2 separate regions of the Homo sapiens genome follow, and region 1 is linked to region 2. Evidence: read pairs that join two places in POLR2A ChIA-PET (ENCODE). Cell type or tissue: HepG2. All regions are shown on one strand. Links, peaks and the distances in the headings refer to the core of each region. The heading gives the core; the rest is flanking DNA.

What was found. ChIA-PET counts read pairs that join two places held together with the same protein. Peaks named below come from ENCODE experiments on the same cell type or tissue, not always from the same donor. Only the 100,000 strongest peaks of a DNase experiment are listed, where the experiment ranks them.
Region 1: POLR2A ChIA-PET joins it to region 2 with 5 read pairs; 7 of 35 experiments call an interaction of 5 or more read pairs at or near these places.

Annotation. Positions count from the first base shown.
Region 1 is chr18:47,834,458-47,838,857 of GRCh38, forward strand. SMAD2 (SMAD family member 2) reads right to left here. Exons shown (of 11, transcript NM_005901.6): 11 at 1-4,400. Among named protein-coding and RNA genes, the nearest start is that of SMAD2, 94 kb to the right of the region's middle. In HepG2, for the core only: no CTCF peak of the experiment used is centred there; no DNase peak of the experiment used is centred there.
Region 2 is chr18:47,909,362-47,913,761 of GRCh38, forward strand. The region is part of intron 1 of SMAD2 (SMAD family member 2); the gene reads right to left. Among named protein-coding and RNA genes, the nearest start is that of SMAD2, 19 kb to the right of the region's middle. In HepG2, for the core only: no CTCF peak of the experiment used is centred there; a DNase peak (open chromatin) is centred at 2,660.

The sequences.
Region 1 (4,400 bases), core at 82-4,081, 75 kb before region 2:
CCAGGCACTTTAGGGCAGCTGGTCACCCTGAGAACACTACCCACTCGTTCCTTAATATCACTAGAGAAAAGGTAAGAACTTTCAAGGGCATAACCTTTAAGGGCATCAGTCCCCAAAATATTTTTACATCACTAGCTAATGGCTAGTTCCTCTAAGCTTGCTAAAAGGCTAGGAAGTCCAGAAATACCTTAAACGTGTTAACTTTAAGAAGAGTTGGTAGTAATCAAGCAAATTAGTGAGCAGTGTATAAAAGCTCACTCTTGAAATCTGTTTTCAGACAAATCTTCTAAAGGTTCTTCTAGCTTTGTCCAGTTATATGGTATTTTACTGTATTCTCTTTTTGCAATTAATCCAGTTTTGTATGTCTTTTCTTTCTTTTTTAGGTGAAAATATTCTATGCCAACTGTTTTCCACAGTCCTGCATTATATATTAAAACAAAGGCTGCCAGCTGGAGACACAGCCCTCCGATTACAAAGGCCCAGAATGTTACTTTTAACTGTGCTCCACCAGGAGGTCTGGCCTTGGGAAAAGATGGCGAAAGGAATATTCTCAGATATGAACATTTTTTATTCTGCCTACAATGCTGTGATCTAGTTCAACAACTGCAGAACTGTTCTCATCTTAATCGCTGTAGTTTTTCTTTCTTTACTCTTTTGTATAAAAGGTTAGTGTCACAGCTTCACTATCACTAATAAAAAGATACAAATATGCCTTTCAAGTCAGGGTTGGAAAAGCAAAACTGAGGTGTGAGGTTACACTGGTCTAAGAAAGTACCAATTTGGGTTCTATATTTTGTCAAACAGTTGGGTTTTTAAAAAAATTCAAAACTCATGCATGTTACCTACTTGTCATGTGTGAATTATTTCTCACAATTTTAATTAATCTGTGTGTATATTAGTTATATAAAGCAATGGATTTCCACATTCTTAAAGCAGGAACCTATATTCACCAGAAAAGGATCCTCCTGTTTCTCATCAAATTTTTTTTCAGCTCGAACAATCCAAGATTGGGAATAGTAAGAGTGGCAAACAAATGTTTTCTTAGGGACTTACTGAGAAAAGAAAAAACTTACTGGGAGAACAGAGACTTAGTAAAATTTCTATTGCTACAGACAAATGCTAAAAACCAGCTTTATAATAACAGCATTATAAAGGATAGAACTTAATATAGAACCAGAAATATGGCAAGTTACCTAGTGATTAACATTGTAAAATAGTCAAAAACTTTAAAGCCACAGAGAAAGGAAAACAATTATGAAATGGAAAATATATAATATTTAAGTACTTTTATAATTCTAAAACTTCACTTTTGTCCTTAAATCAATATATTACGGATTTCATTGTTCAATAAATTACCATCTTTAATTAAAAATAAGTAAATCAAAGAGCATATTTGGAGAAACTAAGAGCTGTTAACTGTTTGGAGGGTAAAAGAATACTTTTCTCGAAATTTTTTTGAAGAAAAATCTAAAAGCCCTCTATGTTGAGTTAATACACCTTCTGACCCCCATCATCAGTGGCATTATTCTTCCAAGGGACTCTTATATCTAAGCAATGGTGAAGTTCTGGATTCATTATGGATCTCATGGCACCAAACCAACTGGCACTGAAGTTAAGTTAATATACTCCAGCGAGATCACCTGTGGGTCAAGGATGGCCCAGAGAATCTTGGAAAATCCATTTATATTGAGCAAAGATCTGAATCACCTTCAATCAGGCTGTAAGATACTAGAAAATTTGACCTTGTAGTAGTATTTCCCAGGGTAACTTAAGCAGCAACCTTGCACCAGAAGAAGAATTAAAGAGGGAGCAATCTAGTATTATCAACAACAACAAAGTTAACCCTAAGTTAGTACATCCCAGAATCTGCTGGATGTATAATAATTTAGTAACGGGGTATATGGCAGAGCTTTCTTTGATGTTAACAAATTTTGGCTGTGATTCTTAGTTACCAAGTTGCCAAAAAATGGTATATTAAATGAACTGCCAAATGGCAGATTAAGAAAATTAATGTACTCCAATGGTCTGTCCATGAAAGGAAAATGTACACAGACAAATTAAGAACATTTTACCAGGATCTGAGATTTAAACAATGGAACAATTGTTTTAACTGTTAGAATGACCCCAACTGTTAAGTTTGTCTATGAGTGTATATGTATATATAAATTCATACACATATATTATTTATTTCCTTCTTAAAAAGACTGAGGCAGTTCTGCTATATATAGTTAGCTACAATATTCAAGATAAAACAGTTCCTACTCAAAAAATTACATGAACACACGAGATAAGTTCTTATCGTAAATGCTATCATGAGGCTATCTAGTATAGCTCATATTTCCTGGTTGTAAGGCTCAAAACACAGGAATTCCACTCCAAGAGATAATTTGCCCCTCAATCCCTACAAAGTGTAGTCTAAACAAACAAAATGGTAATAAAAAATTGAAAAGGAAGATATAAAAAGAACTCAATAGCAGGATTCTGACTACCTCTGGAGACCACACACTATCATTATTCTGACTGTCTTAAATACAACAATCCAATATGCCCCAAGATGGAAATCTGGTATCGTAGGGAAAACATTGGCTGCAACTGTCAGAAAAGTTCATAATCTTAAACATAATTTATGCCATTTGCCAGTCACAAAGACATTTACTGAACAGAATTTTTGAGCCATTTGTAAAATTAAAATGATTGATCAATTTGAATAGCAACCTTCATGATGAAGAAATTAGGACTCTAGGTATGAAAAGCATGTTCCTTTTTTGTTAATAAGTTCAAAGGAGAGAAACATTCTGATATATGCAGATAAAAATATGGCTAGGCTGGGCGCGGTGGCTCATGCCTGTAATCCCAGCACTTTGGGAAGCCGAGGTGGACAGATCACGAGGTCAGGAGATCGAGACCATCCTGGCCAACACGGTGAAACCCCGTCTCTACTAAAAATACAAAAAATTAGCCGAGTGTGGTGGTGGGCGCCTGTAGTCCCAGCTACTTGGGAGGCTGAGGCAGAAGCATGGCGTGAACCCGGGAGGCGGAGCTTGCAGTGAACCAAGATCGCACCACTGCACTCCAGGTTGGGCAACAGAGCGAGACTCCCTCTCAAAAAAAAAAAAAAAAAACAAAAAACAAGGCTAACAAGAAAGAGGATAACCAGCAAGTACCACCTGGATGTGTGTTGTCAGGTAGAAAGGAAGAATAAAATTCAGGCAATGAATATAATAGATTTAGCAAAGTAAAGCATATGAAAGGAAGAAATGTTTGATATGTCTAAGTATCAATGCCTTCGATCAGAGTAAGAAAAAAGTATTCATTGTTCATGTCCACAGACTAGATATCTAAAGAGATACTTGGTGGGCAGGGGCTTGGGAGGGAAGGCGCAAATTGGAATGTTCAGCTTTTAAAGTAAAGACTGTACATGAAGACATATTTTATGTACAGTGAAGATTGTCTTGTGTTACTTTATATCCCAACATAAACCTACGCCACCCTCAGACGAAGAGGGTATCTAACACTGAATAAATGCTGAACCTATTTAGTAGTTAAAGAAAAAAGAGAAGGATCTTAAAGGTATATATGGGAAGCTTTTAAGAGGTAGAGAAACCAACTGGGTATATATTTTCTTTTATTTGATTTCAACTAGCAAGAGACTAAGACTGATGTTTGTTTGTTTGTTTTACCTTCAAAGTCTTAGTCTTAAATTGACAAGGGCACAAAAAAAGTGAAATTAAAATAATTTTAACAAAAGGGAAAGCATTTGACAGTGTTTAAAAGACAGACAAATCAAGCAAAACTCAATGTGGCTTAAGGTAAAAAATACAACTAGGTATTAAACAATTTGTAAAAACTTACAAAGAAAATTTAGCTTTCAAGAAAAATTAGGCAGATTTCCTTCTGCCAAAGTGACAGGTCCTGAGGAAAAAAAACACAACCTCTACAAGACCAAGCACAGCTCAAGGGTCAGGGCCCCGTCCTAGTCATCTTTTTATTATTCAATATCCATCACAGTGGCTGGGCAAACAACAGGCATCAATAAATGTTTACTAACTGAATGTGTATTATAAGGTATAATCGGTATAACTGATATAGCTCAAATCTAATCATGAAAGCTTCTTTAAAGTAGGATAAAAAGAGCACAATCAGCGGTATTCCAGAAGGTAGGCCTAAATCCAGTTATATTTTTCTAATCGTTGACCAGTGGTTATAAAGACTTTCTGAGCTTCTTTTTAAAGCAATGAAACTCTTTCCAAAAGAAACCCCATGCAGTTCTTCAGTACAGAATAAATATGCCACTAAGTCAGTGAGAACTCCAACAGCCTCCCCTAAGCCAGCCCCCAAGGTGTCTCTGTGGAACCTACTGGAAAAAATATTACTCATCTTAGAAATGTGATAGAAAGCAT
Region 2 (4,400 bases), core at 310-4,309:
TGTCAAGATAACAGGAAAGGAGCTTCTGTCAACCAAAGTAGATGAGTTAGTTCCTAGGCACCATTAAGAAAATCACTGAGGAGAAAGGGTATCTGCCTGAACGGGTTTTTAATGCAGGCGCAAGTGCTGTATTCTAGGGGAAAAAACTGCCACAAAGGACATTTATTAGCAAAAAGAGAAACAAGCACCAGATCTGAGGTAGGAAAGGACAGGCTAACTCTACTGTTTTGTGCAAATATGTCCAGGTTTATGATCAGCACTGCCCTTCTCTATAAAGCTGCTGACCTCCAATCCTTGAAGGGAAAAGATAAACACCGGCTGCCACAACAAAAAGGCCAGGGCAACCAGAACGCTTTTCTCTGGATTCGTTCCATCAATGCTTTGTCCCTGAAGTCAAGTACCCTGCCAGTAAAAGACTGCCTTTTAAAGTTCTTTTGACATTGGACAATGTCGCTGGTAACCCACAATCCCATGATTCCAACACCAAATATGTCAAAGTGATCTACTTGTCCCTGAACACATTAATAACATCTCTAAATCAGGGAGTCATAAGGACCTTTAAGGCTCATTACACACAGTACTCCATGGAAAAGACCGTCAATGTTACAAAAAAGAACTCTGATAGAGTGTCATCAAAGTATGGAAGGATTACGCCATGGAAGATGCCATTGCTGTTATAGAAAAAACCATGAAAGCCATCAAGTCCAAAATGATACATTCCTACTAGAGAAAACAGTATCCAGATGTGCCCGACTTCACAGCATTTACACCAGAGCCTATCGAGGAAATCATAAGAGATTGTGGATATGGAAAAAAAAAAAAAAAAGTGGGGAGTGAAGGGCTTCAAGAGATGGATCTTTTTAGAGAAATTCAAGGGCTAACAGACTCCACACATCAGAGGAATTAACAGAAGACGACGTAACAGAGATCAGTGCTTCTAAACTAGCTCCAGATGATGAGGAAGAAGATGCAGAAGAAGCAGTGCCAGAAAACAAATTGACATAGGACAATCTAGCTATATATAATATAGGGTTCTAATTATTGAAGGCTGCTTTTGACTTCTTTTATAACACAGATCCTTCCATTACATGGGCACTGAAACTAAAGCAAAAGGTGTAAGGAGGACTGGTACCACACAGAAACATTTTTGGAGAAATGAAAATGCAAAAAGTCAGGCAAAAATTGCTTATTTTCATAAAGTTACACTGAATGTGCCTGACTCCCAGTCTGCCTCTTCTACCTGTGAGACAGCATGACCAACCACTCCTCAGCCTACTCAGAGTGAAGACAATGAGGATGAAGACCTTCATGATGATCCACTTCCACTTAGTGAATAGTATATGTATTTTCTCTTCCTTATGATTTTCTTAGTAGGTTTCTTTTCTCTAGCTTAAAGAATACAGTTTATCATGCATGTGACATGCAAAATATGGGTTAATCAACTGTTTATGTATTGGTAAGGCTTCCAGTCAACAGTAGGTCGTAAGTTTTAGGAGAGTCAAAAGTTATACACAGATTCTTCACTGTGCAGGACAGCACCCCAACCACCCCATTGTTCAAGGGTCAACTGTATATTTACTAAAAAAGAAACATTAAATAAAAGCTCAAAAAAGGACTTTAAATTATCAAAAGAATGTTCTCAAAAAAGGTCCTCAAACTGAGGATATTCAGCCCTTGGTATAATTTGCTAGAAAATAATGGCCATAACTGCCAGGCGTGGTGGCTCACGCCTGTAATCCCAGCACTTTGAGAGGCAGAGGCGGTTGGATCACGAGGTCAGGCATTCGAGAACTAGCCTGACCAACATGGTGAAACCCCATGTCTACTAAAAATACAAAAATTAGCTGGGCGTGGTGGCGAGTGCCTGTAGTCCCAACTACTCGTGAGGCTGAGGCAGGAGAATCGCTTGAACCTGGGAGGCAGAGGTTGCAGTGAGCCAAAACCACGCCACTGCACTCTAGTCTGGGCAACAGAGCGAGACTCCATCTGGAAAAAAAAAAAAAAAGAAAATAATGGCCATAACCTAATATAATCATACTCACGCCCCTCGAAACAGAAAAAAAATCAATGCATCCTCAAGCTCAATTCAGGAGACTGGCCCCAAGGCCTCCCTCCAGGAAGAGGCAACACAGCATGCCAAATTTCATAAATTTCATAAATTTGGCCATGTCAACCCTTTTTAGGGATGTATGGAATGCCACATAACAATACTGCATTGGCAACCTTGGGAGTCCAACTAGGGTTCAAACACTAAAAATTTGAAAGGAGTCAATAATAGGATTATGTAACTTTCTTTAGCAATATAGTAGAAATGGTGGGAAAGTGAGGTTTGCATAGAATTAGGGAACTGTAATGCAAATAAAAGAGCAACAGTGAACTTAACAGCCCGGTTAAACTGTCTATAGTGGTAGACCTATAATACGACACATAAATAAGCACTGTAGTATGTAACTTGATAAAATAAAGCAAATACACAAAACTCCATCAAACGCATGTAATCATCTACCAACTAATAACCTGGGACTATCAGGCAGCAAAAAGTGTACTTGGCTACCTTTGGCCCCTGTTGGATTCCTACTCTGTGCCACAAAGTATGCTCTAGAGGAGCCAACTACAGACACCGTAGTATCATGTGACACAGTCTTATCCTAGCACAGAGAACAGGATTCAACCTTTGGAAGGGAAAGGTGACACTAAAGTTGACACCAGAGCACAAGTATTGAGAGAGATAGTACAGCAGGCAGAAAGTTCAGCATGTTTTCTAAAGACAGGAAACGTTTTAGGAGAGACGAAAAATTTAGGTTATCACTAAAATACGGTGCACAGGAAGCACTGTGGCAGAAGATGAGGGGAAAATAAGGCCAGTGCAGATTAAAGAGCTGAAGACAGAAATTACTGCTAATGATAGGAGTATTACTTCATTTATTCCAGTGACAATTTGCATTTTGAATGACCTACTGGACGTGCAGTTTAGGGAAAAGGATTGAAACACAACTAATGTGACCGACTACCTAATGTAACTGAGTGGCATGTAATGGTACATTCATCACTATTAGGAATGAGGAAAGAGAAGCAACCCTGAAGGCTAAAGGGTCAGTTTTATACATGCCTTTATGTAAGTAACTATGTTCATCACATGGCCAGGAGGCAGCATAAAATATAGTAGACTCAGGGGAGCTAGCAGTCAGTGTACAAGTAAGAGTGTGTGCCAGAGCTAGGCAGAGACAACTGGTGTCTTGAAGAAAAGCAGAGCAGCCAATCTCTAGGCTTGGTTTCTGAGGACTGTCCAGGCCTGTTCCAGCTCCACAATTATATCCTCAGAACAAAACCTCTTTTTGAGTTAGCATGAGTAATCTCTCTGTTCCTTGTGAAAAACTGATAGAAAAAGCAAAATAAAAGAATCTCCCTACAAGTATCTGTATCTTTGGTTCAATTATTCCATTCATAAGAATTTAGCCTAAAAAAAGAATAAAAAATGAAACTTCTGTATAAACAGCAAAAAAAAAAAAAAAAAAAAAAGGGATTTCCAGCATTAGGAGGAATGAGAGTAAACAGTTTCTGTAACACTTTTTTTTTTTGAGGAGTTTCACTCTTGTTGCCCAGGTTGGAGTGCAATGGCGTGACCTCAGCTCACTGCAACCTCCACCTCCCAGGTTCAAGCAGTTCTCCTGCCTCAGCCTCCGGAGTAGCTGGGATTACAGGCACGCGTCAACACGCTCGGCTAATTTTTTGTGTTTTTAGTAGAGATGGGGTTTCACCATATTGGCCAGGCTGGTCTCAAACTCCTGACCTCAGATGATCCATCCGCCTCGGCCTCCCAAAGCACAGGGATTACAGGCATGAGCCACAGCGCCCAGCCTGTTACACTTTCGTTAGGAGAAATGTTTCTTATGAGTTAAGCTGTATTCCTGGGGATCTAAAAGTTTTCTATAAAACCTTTACAATATTGTTTCTTCACTGAAATGAAACTAACTTAAGTTTAGGCCTATTCTGGGTCATCTGAATGGCCACATGACCTGGTATTGCCACATGATTTCAGTGTCCCATGTCTTACAAGAGGAGTTAAAACCATTTTGGAACTAAGTGAACACTTAAAGTTGCCAGCCTTACCTTTGCATGTCTCAGTAACCATGGTTGGCTGACATCTGTCTAATATCTCCGGAGAATTTTTAAATTATGTAATAAAATAACATTTGTTGTAAGTAATGCTGATAATACATCTTCAATTAGTTAAGCTTTTATTTTAAAAACTGAAGCATTTTTAGCCAATATTTTTGAAGTGTAAATAGACTGAATGTAGGCTGACAAGGAACAGATAACAATGTGTTCCAGGTTAAAAACAAATGAAATACAAAAAAGAAAACTAGATTTATAATCAAGTTGCTATCAAAACGTGAATG